Linked DNA regions of Mus musculus: region 2 is linked to region 1. Evidence: chromatin loops called from intact Hi-C (ENCODE). Cell type or tissue: left cerebral cortex. All regions are shown on one strand. Links, peaks and the distances in the headings refer to the core of each region. The heading gives the core; the rest is flanking DNA. Region 1 holds the start of Zfyve28 (zinc finger, FYVE domain containing 28). Region 2 holds the start of Nat8l (N-acetyltransferase 8-like).

Region 1 (8,323 bases), core at 25-8,024:
CCTACACTGGGTAATTGGTCCAATACTGAGCCACATCTCAAGTATCTCAGTATTATTTAGTTTGCGGGTGAGAATTGAGATCTAACTCCTAAGTGGATTGATTACCTTTAAATATGGCTCTTTAACTCCATTCTCGAATCAGGGCTCAATGGTCTGGCCCTTGAGGTAACCTGGAAGGCAGGCTGAAGCAAGCAAGGAGGGTTCGTTTCTATCAGATGCAATCCACTTCAACAGCTTAGGCCATATCAAACATATGTTAGTGAAAGCACCCTCTTTCCCCACAACTAAAGCTGCTCTGCTAAGTGTGGCGGCTACTGTTGAGGTTTTGTCTTTTACTGTGTATCACAATGTTAAGTGTTGGGGGAGGGGAAAGACCAGGAGTCTGCACATAGACCTAAGTGACCCTGCCCCCAGGCTATTTCTGATTGGTATATAAAGATGCCAATAGCTAATAGCTGAGCAGAAGAGACATCGGTGGGGTTTAGATTTTCTGGGCTTGGGATTGGAGAAGAACCATGAGAAGAAGAAGGTGCAGGAGGAAGGAGAAGCCACCATAGGTTTAGATGAGCTGGCCTCGAGGGCTGGCCAATTGAAGTTAAGAGCAGCCCAGATGAAACATAGTAAGTAGTAAGTAATAATTTGGGGTTATCAATAGGAAAGTAGATTCTAATTGCATATAAGGTAGGTATCTGCTCAGCTGTTGTGCTGTTTAAGGCTTATTGTAAATATAAAGGTTGTGTCTTTTATCCATGAACTAAATGGTCAAAGACTGTGTAGAAACCCCAGGTTGGAATTAAAAATTTCTACAACAGGCTATGAAGCCACTCCTTGCAGCTTTCTCTTCCCTCCTGAACTACAAAGCCTGACTCTCACTTGGGCCTATTGTTACCCAACCGGTCAGTGACATTTCTCAGCCTCCTTGAAAGCTGGCTATGGTCGTGTGTACAAGTTCTTCCATCTCTCAGAAGTACTAGAGAATAAACTGTGGGAGCATTAGCCTGAAGTGTAGGACATCTCTTTCTTCTCTTTTCCAGTAGGTTCATGGGCTTAGGAGGCGATGGCTAGAACCAGTGCAGCCATCCTGAATCCTCAGTAAACAGGTCAAGGATGGTAGCCAGAAAGCTGGTTCCTGTTGCATGTCCAGAATTACCTCTGCACACATCTCTCTCTCTTTTTTAAAGATTTATATGTAAGTACACTGTAGCTGACTTCAGACACACCAGAAGAGGGCATCAGATCTCATTACGGGTGGTTGTGAGCCACCATGTGGTTGTTGGGTTTTGAACTCAGAACCTTCAAAAGAGTAGTCAGTGCTCTTACCCGCTGAGCCATCTCACCAGCCCTGCACACATCTCTTGAATGTGAACAAATCTGTCATGCTGGGATCTTTCTGCCTATAGTTAAGCCTGATCCTGATATACCTACCTCCTTGGGCTCAGCCTTTATCTTGGGCACAACTTCCAATATGAAGCATAGAAACAGCTTCTGCACAGTAATAGCCCCAGGCTTTGGAGTTGGCCAAGGGTGAACAGACACCAGATAATTTATTAATCTACTTACTACTGGACATGAATTCATGTGTCTGCTCAACGTCTTCACTTGGAGAAGATGATGGCTTTGGGAAGAGCTGCTTTTAGTTTTCTTTTAAAATTTTTTTACTTATTTTTATGTGCGTGTATATATGGGTGCATATGTAAGTGTGTGCACTTCCATGGGGCGGCCAGAAAATGACCGTAGTGTAGCCCTGGCTGTCCTGGAACTCACTTTGTAGACCAGGATGGCCTCAAACTCAGAAATCTGCCTGCCTCTGCCTCCCAAGTGCTGGGATTAAAGGCGTGCGCCGCCACGCCCAGCTCCACCTTGTGTTTTGGGCAGAGTTTCCCATTATTGTGGTGCTCACCAACTAGGCAATAGGCTACATTGACTAGTGAACCCCGTGGGTCCATCTTCTTAGCCTCTGAAGTGCAGCGATTGTAAATGTCATAATGCCTGGCCTTTTTTACAAAAATATATTTATTTCTTATGTTTATGTGTATTTGCCTGCATGTATGTATGTGCATCACATGCATGCAGGGCCCATGAAGTCCAGAAGAGGGGTTTGATTATTTGGAGGTGGAGTTACAGAAAGTTGTGAGCAGCCATGGAGGTGCTGGTGACTGAATCTGGGGCCTTGCCAAGAGCACCCACTGCTCTTAATCACCGTGCTATCTCTCCAGTCCATGCCTAGGGTTTTTGTTTTTGTTTTTGTTTTTCCAGTGAGTTCTGGCATGCTGAACCTTCTTCCACTAATTAGGCAAACACGTCACTGATTGAGCTATCTTCCCAGCCCCACAAGCAGTTTTTATGACTGAGAGAGTATACAGTTGTGGACATGTTGACTCTAAGGTGATCTGTTAGTTGTACAAATAGTGAAGAACAGGCAAACATCTGAATTCAAGCATTTAGGCTGGAGGGAAAAAATGTTTTTAAAACCACGTAGCTGCCTGGAACTACATAGAAATGGGTGGAGAGCAGCTTCCAAGGAGTAAGAAGGGAGCTACAAAGCAGGTCCAGGGCTGAGGGGCTAAGGGAAGATGCAGGAACTGCTAGGGTACACACACTGTATTAAGAGGTAGTCATCTGGGTCACCTGTTAACAGAGAGAGAGAGAGAGGGAGAGAGGGAGAGAGGGAGAGAGGGAGGGAGGGAGGGAGGGAGGGAGGGAGGGAGAGGGAGGGAGAGAGAGAGATTGATTGGAGGTGGTGGAAAACACCCTACTTTTATTTTTGGAGGTGGGAAGAAAAGCGCAAAGGTAGCTCGCTAAGGCCAGAAAATAGGCAAAGATTGGAGAACTGGAGAAAACGAGTTAGGGAGAAGAGGATGGGCTGTGCCTGGCTCCCTGTGGCGGCCCCTCACCTTAACCTGCCTGCCTACCTGCGGGCCTCTTGGCCTTCCTTGGCTTTAACCTCGTAGTCTGTCCAGGCGCCGCGGGCGGGAGCGTTCACTGGCCAGCTCCGGTACCCGCAGATCGCCTAGGCATCGTTTGGGCGCCGTCACCTAGCAACGCCGCGCAGGCCCTGCCCGCGGTGGGCGCCGGGACCTGTAGTCCTGAGCCTCCCTCCCTTGGTGCGCGTCCCGGGTGGGGTACGGCGTGGCGTTGGGCGGGGATTGGCGGCCTCGCCGGGCTCGCCCCATCCACCACTTGCAGCGGGCCGGGGGCGTGCGGCGCCTCCGGCGCATGTGCGGTCGTGACCGGCGGAGGCGCTGGGTGCTCTTAAGCCGTGAAGCACCGCGCGCCCTGTGCCCGCGCCTTTCCGCGCGCCCGCCCGCTCGCGGGTTTGGGTCGGCCGCGCGCCGCTTGCTGAGCATCCTTCCGGCCGCGCACCTGCCCCGCGCACCTGCAGCCAGCTGCTCGGCGCTAGGCGCCGCGCACACGATCTGCTTGCTCAAGCAGGTCCCGGCCCTGCCTGCGTGTCCACCCCGCGCCGCAGCCGGACCCGGGCGCAGCGCTGCAGAGGGCGAGGGCCGCCCGGAGCGTGGCTCGGGCCGGCGCGGCGATGATGAACAGATTCCGAAAGTGGCTGTACAAACCCAAGGTGAGCGGCTCCAGCTGCGGACCATGTCCCGGCGTCGCGCTTTCCCCCCTCCAGATCCCTTATCCTGCAGGTCCCTCCTTGATAGATAGACCTCGTTTCCTTGGCCCTGTATGAATTTCTTTCTCCAGTTCATGGGATGCCCTTTCCCTGCATTCCGCGACTTGGACAGACCATGTACCTGGCGCGCATTGACTGCTCTTTTCCAGTACCAGACGGGGCTCTTTCTTTCGGGCCTGGGTGTACTGTCATGTTTCTCCTCGTCTGGATACTAGATGGGCTGGCTCCAGCTCGCACCCAGCGGTCCCAGCCTGCGTGCTCAGAGCCCCTACTTCTCTTGGTTCCCTCTAGCCTCACCGCTGATGCTCCTTCATCTTTTCGCAACACAATTATTCTGTCCTAGGATAGTGGGTCTCCCACCCTCCCTTCGCACTTGGGAACCGACCGTTTCATTCCCCTTTCTCCAACCTTAGGCTTTGGTCAGACTCTTTCTTCCCGTATCTTAGAGGTCCCTCACGCCGCGGTCTGGTCCTCTATCCCAAAACGGAGTAATTGGATCTTGGTCCAGTTCTCATCTCTATCCTGTTCCGGTAGCCGCCTGCACCCTTTTGGATCTCCGACCAGTCCTCTGCCCAGTCGCGGGGTGAGGCTCGTGGAGCTTGAAGCTTCAGTGGGCCGGAGGTGCGATTCACCAGCCAGTTCGGGTCCAGGCGGCGCGCCCCGGCAGCCGTGCCAGTCGCACTGCGGGCGCTGCGTCCCGCTGCCTGCCTGGGGCTGGCAGCCCGGAGCCGGACCCGGTGCGCTCTGTTCGCAGCTGGGCGATGCAAAGCTAGGATCCAGCGAAGATCCAGGACGCAGCTGCGGCGTCCAAAGCTGCGTGTTGGGGGTTGGCGGAGTCTGGGGACGCCAACGCTGGAGGTCTTCAGAGGGTCACGACCTGGGTGGGGTCACTGCAAAGACTAAGGGCGGGAGCAGTGCAGCGGCTGCGTGCTGGTATCTCCGAAGTCAGAGGCCTCCTTCTCTTTGGCCCACCCAAGGAACTGACCGCTCTCCCGCCGTGACTAGCCACATTTCTTGATTTAGGGTTTCTGTCCCAGACTCTGTGAATGGTCTCTCGGAGTGGGGCGAGTATTCTGGAGAGACAGCTGGTCTGTTTGGAAGACTGGCATTTGAGGTTTAGGGGACTTTCAGGGATCTGAATCTGTTACAGTTTTTGTCTGCCGAGGTCGGGAAGTTTTTCCTTAGGTTAGAGAATGTTGGGGTGAAGGCTTACAAAGCATGGGGCTGCCTTTGATCAGCCTCGGACTGGACAGAAGGTATTCTGGAGTCTTGTGCGCTGGTGCAGCAGCGGCTCGTGCTCCTGTCTTCCTGGTTGTGGGCAAATATACTGGGGGGTGGGGTTGTGTGTGGGGAACCCTTGCGACCCTTGCGATGGGTGTGGTTTGAGTCTTGCTTGCCCTTAGCCACGCCCTAGGCGTCTGGCACTCTCTTTGCTGCAATCCCTTCAATGTGCACAGTCCTGCCTGCTGATGGTTAGTGGGTCTGCTAGCGGCTGCAGCAGCTCCTGCTCTGCTTATCTGCACAAGGAGTGCCCCCCGCCCCAATTGAGTGAATTTTTAGCACAAGAAAAACAAAACCAAACGACAACAACAACAACAACAACAACAACACAAGTTCAGTACTGAAAAAGTCATTGCAGAGGTGGGATTTACTTTTTCAATAACAAATGTCAGGGGAGCAGGTGGGAGTGTTTGCATGCCCGAGCTACGTCCCTGTCTCTCAGAATGCTTCTCAGAATGTGTACCGGCTAGTTTTGTGTCAACTTGACATAGCTGGAATTATCACAGAGAAAGGACTTCAGTTGAGGAAATGCCTCCATGAGATCCAACTGTAAGGCTGTAAGGCATTTTCTCAATTAGTGATCAAGGGGAAAAGGCCCCTTGTGCGCCCCCCCCCCCCCAATCTCTAGGCAGGTAGTCTTGGGCTCTACTAGAGAGCAGGCTGAGCAAGCCAGAGGAAGCAAGCCAGTAAAGAACATCCCTCCATGGCCTCTGCATCAGCTCCTGCTTCCTGACCTGCTTGAGTTCCAGTCCTGACTTCCTTGGTGATGAACAGCAGTATGGAAGTGTAAGCTGAATAAACCCTTTCCTCCCCAACTGCTTCTTTGTCATGATGTTTGTGCAGGAATAGAAACCCTGACTAAGACAGAATGCTTGTGGGGCGCTGGGGCGTCCAGGTGCCATTCCAGCAGTGCTACAGTAGGAAAGGTGTGTTCTGTGACCCTCCTTAACTGTTTGAAAGGAAGGAGCAGTGCCTACTTAACCATTGGTTATCACTCACAGTTAATTCACAGTGGTCTTCCTTTGTTGTGCCCCAAAGTTAAGTATCATGTCCATAACGTTCCCTGTTGAGCAGTAGATTGCTTTCTAGGTACAGACCATGGCAAGTGGAGAGCTGAGTTGGTAACTTTGGGTGATTCAGCCCAAAGCCATGTACTTTTTAGAAGGGAAGAGATAGGTTAGACCCCCCCCCCCTGCAGCTGTCCTCTTCCTCATTGTCATTTCTCAATAAGCTGTCTGTTACTGTCCTTGACCTCTGGACTTGAGCCATATCTCTGTCTGAGATCTTGCTCTGGCCATGACTGTCTCCAGAGCTGATGCCCTGTGGCCAGTCTAATGGTGAGGCATCTCTGGTTTGAGATTCATTGTTGAATGTCGGTGTCTTGATTGTTTGAAGCATTTGGGTTGCGGTAGGTCATCCTAGTAGTTTTTAATTTTTCAAACCAAAGCTTAGATTTTTTTCCCTTCAGTTATGAAGCGATTATGTTTCTCCTTCCTATATTTGAACATATTTTGGCACAAGTGAATTGAGAGTTGGTCCTGAAATGATTCTGGGCCTGGAAGAGTTAAATGGTGGCAGGAGTGGAGGTGGGGTGTGGGGGAGGAGGGGGGCTGTCTGGGGAGATTGCTTCAGACTTGATCCCCTTTCACTTCCTATTTAGATACACTATTTAAACAACATTTAAATGTAACTGCTGCTATGGTTTAAAACCGAACACATACAGACCATGTTCATAACTTGTGGTGGAAATATTTTGAAAAATGTTGTTATTCCTACAGTTCAGAGAAGCAATGGGAAATGCTTAGATTATTTTCTAAATGACAAAAATTTTGGTTTCCAAAGCACTAAAAACTGAGTTGGAGGAAAAATATACCCGGTGAATAATAGTTTATGTTAAAATGACATGTCAAAGCATTATATTTTCATTGATTTTCTTAAACTCAGCCTTTGAACAGCTCCCCCCCCTCCTTGATGAAGTACTATTAGACTCCTGCTATTCTGGGTTTGGCGTCTGTGAGAGAAAGGTGTGTGGTGAAGGCTCAGAGGCTGAGCTGTCCATATTGCTTAGAGAGTGCAGGCAAAGACTTTCTCAGAAAGGATGTTTGTGTTAGAAAGTCCAGGCAGGTGGTGACCTTCTCTGACTGACCTGGGTGACATTGCTGGTTACCAAGGGAGGAAGTTGGCCTAAGAGGATAAGAACTCTAGGCTAAGACCCTGCCTAAGCTGCAATTCCTGGCTGCCCTGGGTGAGCCTATTGATGCACATGAAGGATGCATTTGTACTTTCTATCTTTAAGGAGGAATTGACTGGCAGGTACTACTGCTTGTCAGGGGTATGGGAATGGTGGCTGTGGTGTCTAGTTTCTGCACATGCGCCCCACAAAGAGCCTTCTTGTCTCAGCTCCAAACCACTACCAGGGGCGTGGCTATTGACCTGCATGCCGCTCCTTTGCTGTGGAGTCTCCTAGCAGTCCTTCACTGTGAGAAGTGGAGATGCTGTTTGCAAACATTTAGGGTTCAGGTTACAGATGAGATGGACCTCACCAGGGGAAGCCAGTGAGACTCACTGGGTGTCTTTTCTCTAACAGTTCTTTTAAATTTTTATTTGTTTGTTTGTTTGTTTGTTTATTGTGCAGGGGTCTGTGCTTGTCAAGGTGCACACATGGAGGTCAAAGGACAACTTTCAGGCCTTGGTTCTCTCCTTTCTCCATGGACATACACAGATAGAAATTAGGTCTTCAGGATTAGTGGCAAGGACCTTTTTACACTGAGCCATCTTGCCAGTCCTTTTCTATTAATTAATTGATTAATTAATTAATTTGTGTGTGTGTGTGTTTGGGTCAAACATTGACCTTGAACACCTTCTTTGATTGCTTTCTGCTGTGTTTTTTTGAGATTCATATCTCAGTGAACCTGGACTCAATGTTTTGACTAGACTTTCTGTCTGAAGAGCCGTGGGAACCCTCTTGGCCCCCACTTCCCAGCAGTGCAGTTCCAGATGTCCAGTGCTGTACCTGACTGTTATGTGGTGCTGGGAAACCAAACTCAGGACTTCACGGTTGCACAACAAACTCTTTACCTACCACCGTATTCTGTCGCCTTAGTTGGTCAGGGTCCAGATCCACAGTCAGGAACCTTTCAAGTTCTTACTCTTCACAGCCCACCCTACCACAGACCATCCTATTGGCTGCCTTCCATTCACCAGCTATCTCCTTACATGTCCCACCCCACCCCATGCTTCTTGACTAATAGCCAACCCGTGTGTTACCTGGAAGCGCAGGGGTAGGTGGAGGCAAGTCTGGAGTTGGGGCAGAGGGTAGTGGTTCCCAACACCTGCCTTCATCTCCCACCCCTTCCAGAGCCTTTCTTCAGGCTCAGCATTCTCAGGCTGTTGTAGGGTGGGCTAGGGAGC
Region 2 (8,323 bases), core at 314-8,313, 290 kb after region 1:
CCCCACCATGCTGTGCAGTGGATTGCTACAGGAACCAAACCCGGGTGACCAGCCAAGTCAGCCAGAGCAAGGAGGCACGGGGACCAAAAAGGGAAAGAGGTAAGATGATTTCGAAGCAAAGCAGGAGTGGATAGAGCCAGGTTAGGCCAGGCCAGGCCTCACCAGAGAGTAGACAGGGTCAGGCAGGTAGGCCCTCCAGAGGCCAGCTCAGGACAGGACAAGGGAGCTCACCAGCTCAGGCCTGAGGTCCAGGCTGGGCAGGATAGTGGGGCAGGGGGCTGTGGCATGCGGCATGCTGCAGCCAGGCCATGTCCTTAGCATGCACAGGGCAAAGCAGGGCCTGGGACCAGCTCAGCCTCCCATGGGGCAGTGGCTGGCCAGCCCAGCAGACCACTCTTCCAGAGGCCAATAGTTGAGCCTTAGCCTGGCTGGGGGCCAGGGTTCTGCTCCTTGGGGGGGGGGGGGTTGTTGTAGAGGTTCTGTGCTTGATGGGCAAGGCTAGTCCTTCCCTGATGGAGGCAGGCTGGGCAGCTTTGTGGATAGTTCAGATGGTCCACAATGCTGCTCTTCAAGGCATGATGAGCCACTCTGATGGGCTGGGGAGGCAAGGGCCATGGCTGCAGACAATCCACCCCACCAGAGTGTTGCAGATGAGCACTCTGGACTGGGACCCTGTGGCCCCAGAACCAGCCAGGTGATGAACCAGCATGATGCTGAAAAAGGAAAACCCAAACAAATGCCAAGGTGAGCATTGGAAAGCAGGGCCGCACTAGGCAGTGAGCAAGAGGGCAGAGGTGGACGGGGGCAGACAGGGTGGTGGGCAGGTGGTGGTGGTCACTCCTCGCGCAGCTGCAGGCGGTAGCGGTGGTAGCGGACCTGGAAGAAGAGGCGCTCGGCCAGCGAGAGGGTCATGCCAGGCAGCACGTAGTGATCACTCGCGCCCATGTGTCTGAAGCCCAGTGACTCATAGAGCTTGTGGGCGGCCACCTTAACGGCTGTGGTGCCCAGTACCACTGCAGAGTAGTTGTGCAGCATGGCAAACTCCAACACCCTCCTGCCCAGAGCCTTGGCGATGCCTTTTCCGCGGAAACGCGAGTCCACGGACATGCGGAGCAGCTCCACTGTGTTGTCCTCCTCATGGGCCCGTGCGGCCACGATGCCCACAACGTTGCCGTCCAGCACAGCCACCCAGAAACAGGAACCTAGGAAGGACATGACAATCAGGGATATTCTGCATGGAAGACTGAAGAGACTTTCGAGCTGCCCATTCCAGCTGAGTGCCAAGTCAGGGTATCACAATGATGCTCAATCCTCACCTTTCAGCTCTTTTGGACACCAGGGGAGGCCACGAGACACTCCATAAGCCTCAGTCCGGGCAAACCTGCCCAACTTTGCATGACAGGATCCCACCTCACAAGCAGACACAATCAGCTCCAGCCCAAGTCTCTATTGTCCTGGCCAGAATAGTAGTTGGAGGTGCCTAGGAGCTGCACAGCCCTTGACAAAGCAAATTCCTACCCCCAGACCACAGGAAAACCCACAGACAACCACAGCTAGGGCCACAGGGCAGAGCATGTCTTGCTGACATACTCTGAATCCCAGCCCTTGGTCTGCCATACTCCTCCCCCAGTATCTTTGCAGGGATATAACTGAATGAGAACCCAGAAGAATGTTTTCTGACCCAGCGAGGGACCACAGACAGCCACACACACCCCAAACCCAGTAACCCTGACACCAGGCTAGCCAGCCCTTACAAGAAGGGAGGGGGCGAGAACAAGGAGTTTGGATGGGAGGAATTCTGACGGGCATGGGACACAGGGAATCCAGTCACCTTCCTGAACTAGAGGTACATGGTCAAGGGGACACCCTGAGACCTTTCTGAAAGATGAAGGCTAAAGGATGGTAGGGGGGAGAGAGCGTCTGGCCAAGCCAAGAGAGTGACTTGCTGTGGGAGATCTGGCCTCCCTTGGCCTTACCCACTCCACCTCCAGCCTCCTTCAGAGGGCTTATGCCAAAAGCTCTGCACCTGCATCTGCCCTAACCCAGCAGGAGGAAGCACTCCTCCCTACACTTCTTACCTCTGGGGAAGCCGGTGCCTTCAGGGCAGACTCTGCTCTACTGCTGAGGGTGCTGCCTGCCCACCCTTCACCAGCGTAGCAGAGAAAGTTGCCAACTCATGGAGGGCCCTGGTCCCAGAGCCTCTAGGACTTTCCCAACCCCATATGCCCATATGCTCTCTGACCAGCTGCCCCACACCCAGCCACACAACCAGACCAGAGGTCAAGACAGCCTCTAGCACCTAGTTGTCACTCTTCCCAGGTCTTGTTTCCCCACTTGCATAAGAACTCCCATAAATCTACACAGCCCAGTTGGCTGATGTCCAGCTCTGGCTCTTTTAGTTCATGAAGGTGACTGGATTCCCTGTGTCCCGTGCCCGTCAGAATTCCTCCCATCCAAACTCCTTGTTCTCGCTCTCTCCCTTCTTGTAGGGGCTGGCTAGCCTGGTGTCAGGCTCATTGTCCAGTAGAGGCTGGGTTAACCCTATAAACCCAGCAGATGTCCAAGGATTAGCAAGAGCTGCCACACTCTAACCCCTGAGGGCACATGACAGGAACTTCTGACCACACCCATCTATCTACTCAAGCTATCTACCGAAACCCGCTTCAGCCATTTCCCACCTTCTCTTCCCAAGCAGAGGCAGGTAGGTAGAGGACCCTGCAGAGGACAGGAAGCTGTATTTGAATGTGGGTAAGGGCCAAGGAAAACAGCAGGCACCAAGGCCAGCTAAACAGGGCATTGGGGTACAAGATGGGATGGCTGGGGAGAAGCTGGCAGAAAACTATAGCTGGCAAGGCTAAGAAGGCTGCCCTTCCTTGAAATAGACCTGGTTCTTTCTGGCCAGCCCCCTGTGTCATCCCCTCACACCTTAAAATGTCTCTCCTCTGGCTCCCACAACCCAGCCTGCTTCATGGCCTGCCTCAGAGAGACCAACCAGTCTCCAGCTCCTGGAGACCAGAGTCCCAGACCCTCATTCTACAGAAAGCCTTGGGGTCTGGGATAATACCTTGTGGTTCACTACTCTAGTCAGGAGACCGGGTAAGGCCTGGGCTCCTGCTCAATCTTCTGCTCCCTGGGACATCTCCTGTGTCACCCAGGATTCCTCCACCCTGAGCACTCTCGGCTGGCTCAAGATCCAGCCAGGACTTCACCCCATAACAGACAAACAAACGGCAGGTAGCAAGAAAAGGTGTCCAACAGAGGACACAGTGGAGCCAGGCCACCAAGGGAAGGACTTCTTTCTGGCTCTCCCCTGCTGACACGCCACCCTTAGCTAGAAGCCTCAGTCATTCAGAAGACTCAGAACACCAGGATCCCACAGCTTAGGCCCTCTTGTGCCTGAAGGGGAAGAGGGAGGGAGTAGGCAGAGTTGGAGAATTCCAGAACTCACCAGGTGGCTTCATGTAGTACTGCTCAATGTCAGCCATGTCCGTGTGCAGCGCACACTCCAGGTAGGCCAGAATCACCTTGCGGCTGTAGTAGTAGCGCAGGGCCAGGAGCCCGGCCGGCACCAGGCATGTCAGCAGCAGTGAGCGGGTCACAGCAAAACAGAGGGCTGCAGGCAAGGGGGCACAGGTGAGGTGGCAGGTGCAGAGAGGCACGCGGCCAGGCTGGACATGGGTAGGTCCCACGGCACCCGGAGTCCAAACCACCTTGGTAAATCAGTGCTTAGGGGTGCTCCCCACCAGGGACTGTTTCTCTGTGTAGGAGTCATGGCCGCAGTCCCTCTCTACGCTTCCTCATTTCCAAGCTCTCTGGCGTAAACACCTGCTACCTTCACAACCTGAAACAAAGGTCCACAATACAGCCTAGGCCAGACCAGTGCTGGTCAGCCCTTGGTTCCCCCAGTTTCCAAAGGGTCTCTTGCCTACTCCACCTAGCCTGGTGCTAAGTCAAAGAGCTGGACAGAGACACCAGGACACTGCCTATGCAAGCAGGTCATCCTGCGCCGGGCTGAGAAGGCACCCAACTAGAGCCCTCCCTGGGCAGCTTCAGAGCCCACTAGGCTGTCAGAGTCGGGCGACAAGCACCACACCGTTTCCAACTTCATTTGTGCTGTGGAGGAGGAAAAAAACGCACAAGAGCAAAAGTTGTCTCCTCCGAATGACCTTGGGTGAGTCGCCTCAAGCTCCTCATCTGCAGAATGGGATGGCATGGAATGGGAGGGGGTGTGCTTCAGACAGCAGAGGGTATCCTCCCTGTATCCCTGGCTCTGGCGAACAGTCTCCCTGGCTCCCCGCGGAGCTGGCTGTCTTCCCGTCATAAATTAGCACTTGAGCCTCAGGCGGCCTCCCCCGCCCAAAGATTATATATATAGTTGTCGCGCCGGGCCGCAGCTGCAGCGCTACCTGCCCTGTCACGCCGCCCCCACCCGGGATGCCCCGCGACGGAAAGAACGGGCGCCGCGGACTGAGTTGCCAACCCTGTGTTTCCCAGTCCGCAGCGCCCTGCACTCAGCCCGCGCTGGTTCCCACGCCCGGCCCAGGAGCCTTGGCCGAAAGCCCGGAGCGCTGCGCCGCTGGTGCAAGCGGGTCTCCTCCCAACCGGTCCAGCGTACCGACGCGGCACCGGGGCTCCGAGATGGGAACCCAGAAGGAAGGCAAAGAGAGTCAAGCGCGACGGTCCCCGGAGGGGTCCGCTGGACCCGCTGGAGCCGGGCCGGTGCGGGACTGCCGCAGCCCCGCCGGCCCCCCGCCCCCCGCGGCGCACTGACCGGCCAGCAGGGCGTAGAGCAGTTGGGTGCGCGGGTGCTGCCGCAGGCCGCGGAAAGCCGTGTTGGGGATGCGCTCCAAGATGCCGTCGTAGAAGATGCGGCGCGCCGCCTCCTGCTCGGCTGCGCGGAACTCGCGGATGCACACGCCGCGCCCCTCCGGCGGCCCCGCGCCCCCGGTGCCTCCGTGGGGCTGGGGACCTGCCGCGGGTGGGGGTGCGGCGGCCGGCCCGGGCGCGGCGGGCAGCGGGGGCCACATGGCTCCGGCGGCGACGAGCAGCGCGTCCTTCTTGGCCCCCGGCAGTGCCTCATGGTCCTCCGTAGCCACGATCTTCGTCTCGCAGACCATGTCGGGAGGCCCACAATGCATGCACCCGGCCGGGCGGCGCAGCGCGAGGACGCGAGCCGGCGGCAGCGGGCAGAGCCCGAGCCCAGGGCAAGGGCGCGGCGCCCTCGGACCCGCGGCGGCAGCGGCGGCGGCAGCGGCTCAGGGGCGCAGGGCGGAGGCGGCGGGCGGCCGGGGCGCGCGCAGGGAGCTGCGCCGCATTTTGGAGAAGTATTTATAATGCAGCGGCGCCGGTGCAGTCGCGGCGCCCGGGGTCCCGCAGGGTCCTAGCGTCCACTGCATTGGCTGCCGAGGGTCACCATGTGATCTCGGGGGTGGGAGCAGACGCCGCCTCTGCGCCCGCCCGATGGCACACTTGGGCTGCGTGGCTGGCGGACCGCGGGAGCACGGAGGGGCCGAACGGAGAGCGTGCGAGGAAGTGGTCCTCAGTGAACGACAGCAGGGACAGGGTGCTCAGAGAGGCGCTGCGTAAGGGGCTTGAGGCTCGCCAGGAGGTCGGAGAGTGATGGACGCCTCCTACCCCGCCCCTGAGCTCCCGCAAAGCTGCCGCTGCGCTCGGACCTGCGTTCCTGCAGCAAAGCGTCCTCTTCTTCCGCGGCCGCTGGCAGTAATCACGGAAGTGTCTCCATCTCCCACCCCTTTGTCTGTACGCGGCGCCCGGCCGAAGTCCTCGTGAGGGGCCCCGTGTTCCTTTGGCAGGCGCCCTCCGAGCCCGCGGCCGGGGCCGAACGGACTGAGAGAGTGAGGACGCGGCTGAAATGTGGTTTGATGCACGCGCTGCCTGACAGCCGAACCCCACCCCACTCCAATCTGACACCCGACCGTTCCCGGCAGCGGACCTGCGGAATTGCAGGACCCCTCCCGGCTCGGCCCCCGCCTTCCGCGGTCCGCGCATGCGCCCCGTGGCCTTGGTGCAGGTGCAGCGGGGGCTCGCTTCAGAGCCGCGGTCTCACAGTCCCCCGGAGCAAGACGTGCAGACGCAGCAGACAGGGCGCGCATGGAGTGGGGAATGCGTAGTGGCATATCCACTTTCCTAGGTCACGGGAATGGGCACCCCCAAAGCCGAATCATCCTCGTGCTCGCGGAGACCCTCTCCGGGCCGGAGGACCCTCAGTCTGCGTTATGCCGCACCATTGTTGGAGCCAGCAGAACGGCTAAGGTCACCTAGAGACTGAAGGGGCCTGTCTCGCAAATGGAACCTGGGAGTAGGGTAATCAAACAGCCAGGGTTGTCAGCACAAGGGGACTGAGAAGGAGAGGGTCAGGCTAGAGAGGATTTTCCTCACTGTTTTCGAGACACGGGGGCGGGGGAGTGGGACTTATCTGGGTCCCAGAGGCGACCTTCCTGGACACTGATGCTAAATCTCTCAATATTTCAAAGGAACTCACTGATAGTATCTGAACAGGCCGGGGCACCGACTAGCCACATTGACTTCTCCTGAGTCCCGAGGTTGGCTGGGTGGTCTGCAGGACCAGTGCCGGCCTGTAAGGGCTGAGGACAGTCAGGCAGAAGGGCCCCGAGGAAAGTGAGGCTGAGCATTGAGGACCCATCTGGTGGAGCCAAGAAGTTCTGACTCAGGACCCTAGGTTTGCGGGTCACTGAAGCCTGTAAGCCTTAGAAGCAACAAAATGGTCCGGTGCCTATAGGGTATCTCTCCACACCCCTGACCAGAGTTGCTCCTTCGTCTTTCTGCACCTCCGGGCCTAGGGGATTTGCAAGACTCACATCAGCGCGACCAGAATCCCCCTCAGTTCTGCAGAGCACCCATTCCCTGGTCTGCCTAACCATTCCTTCCATTGCCCCGGTCCTCCTATAATCATTTGCCCACCCCGCCCCCGCCCCCATGGCCATGATGGTGGCCTGCGCTATAACCAACACATCGGAACCGTCTGAAAGCGTGAAGGGGCCAAGACTGGAGCCCAGGGTCTTGGAGACTTAAAGATACTACCCTAGGAGTTGCGCAGACAGCAGGACAATCCATGGCCCTGTTTAGCCCTGTTCCTCCTTCCTGTCGTGGGGCGCCCTCTGCCGTTCTCCCTTAGGCCATTCCTGGGTGGCATCAAGGTCCTCTTTAATAAAGCAGCAGCCTAGAGCCACTCTACCTCTCCCGAGCTCCCCACGATGGCTTACACACTCCTCTGCCTGGGTGTGTAGGAAGACTCAGGAGACCCAGCTTGGCTTCCTCACATCCTGCAGCTGAATGCACCTTCCAGGAGCCTAGAAGTGCCTGCCTACAGCCTGGCAGGGGTAAAGACGTCTATCAAGATTTCAGAGACAGAGTGGGGACGGGTGCCCTGGACCCTACACCTGAACATTCATGGGTTAGGAATGCTTCCTTAATAGGGCAGCCCTCCAACCACGGTGTGTTCTTTAAGGATGTTGGGTAAAGAGGACTTATCCTTGCCTGGCATGGCTGCCCCAGGGTCTGTTTGGGGAAGAAGAACCCCATACTGAAAATGTAGAGAAAAAGGAGTGGGTAGTGGGAATATCCACAGCCAAGGTAGTCCTGGGAGATGGCCCTGGGCTCGATGCTGAAAGCTATAAACCACTGGGGACTGGGGGAGGACAGGAGCCTTTAAGAGAGCAGGAGAGCCCAAAGCACAGAGAAGAGAAACAGGCTCAAAAGCCGCGAAGAGGTGCCACCAAAATGGGAATTCTGCAATAATATTTCCAGGCCAGAACTTCTGGAGGTCCAGACTCAACTCCCTCTGAGTTTGAAAGAAAGAAAGGGAAGAGAGAGAGAGACAGAGACAGAGACAGAGACAGAGAGAGAGAGAGAGAGATGCCTCCAGACAAGCTCAGGCATTCTAATTGAGATACTTCTAATTGAGATAATATTTTATGTAATTCTTATCCTAGAAACTAGACTTATGAGCGATATGATTCAGAACAATGTCTCTTTAATAAAGCATTAAATTTTGCACTGTCATGCATTCATATACAGATTGGCAGCCAAACTTCATAATGTGAAAGTGATGTTTCTAGTATTGATTTTAAAGAGAATAAATTGTTTTAAAATTGGATTTTGCTTTTTCAAAGTTGTAGATATTATTCTAACGTTGCAAAAGAAACTTAAAAATTATGGTTAAAATTGCCAGTGTTCCATTGACTGCAGCTTGCAGTTTGATCACAAGCTTAAGATTTTTAACTCACCCATATATTGTTAATTAAGATTATTACAAGAGTAATCATCTTATGAGAGTGCTAAT

What was found. A loop is a pair of places that touch in the nucleus more often than their neighbours do. Peaks named below come from ENCODE experiments on the same cell type or tissue, not always from the same donor. Only the 100,000 strongest peaks of a DNase experiment are listed, where the experiment ranks them.
Region 2: a loop joins it to region 1, with 8 times the contacts of the local background. A loop is called at or near these places in 4 of 42 quality-filtered maps.

Annotation. Positions count from the first base shown.
Region 1 is chr5:34,283,350-34,291,672 of GRCm38, reverse strand. It overlaps Zfyve28 (zinc finger, FYVE domain containing 28), which reads left to right and starts at 3,349. Exons shown (of 13, transcript NM_001015039.1): 1 at 3,349-3,574. The coding sequence starts at 3,536. Cfap99 (cilia and flagella associated protein 99) reads right to left here and starts at 3,008. Exons shown (of 16, transcript NM_001370805.1): 1 at 2,913-3,008. In left cerebral cortex, for the core only: a CTCF peak has its summit at 3,210; DNase peaks (open chromatin) are centred at 3,720, 4,318, 4,690, 5,014 and 1 more place; H3K4me3 peaks cover 3,213 bases; H3K27ac peaks cover 2,376 bases.
Region 2 is chr5:33,993,659-34,001,981 of GRCm38, reverse strand. It overlaps Nat8l (N-acetyltransferase 8-like), which reads right to left and starts at 5,998. Exons shown (of 3, transcript NM_001001985.3): 1 at 4,772-5,998; 2 at 3,449-3,613; 3 at 1-1,202. The coding sequence starts at 5,138. The coding sequence ends at 835. In left cerebral cortex, for the core only: CTCF peaks have their summits at 4,575, 4,776 and 7,151 (motif pointing left); DNase peaks (open chromatin) are centred at 5,417, 5,972, 6,491, 7,151 and 6 more places; H3K4me3 peaks cover 4,336 bases; H3K27ac peaks cover 3,043 bases.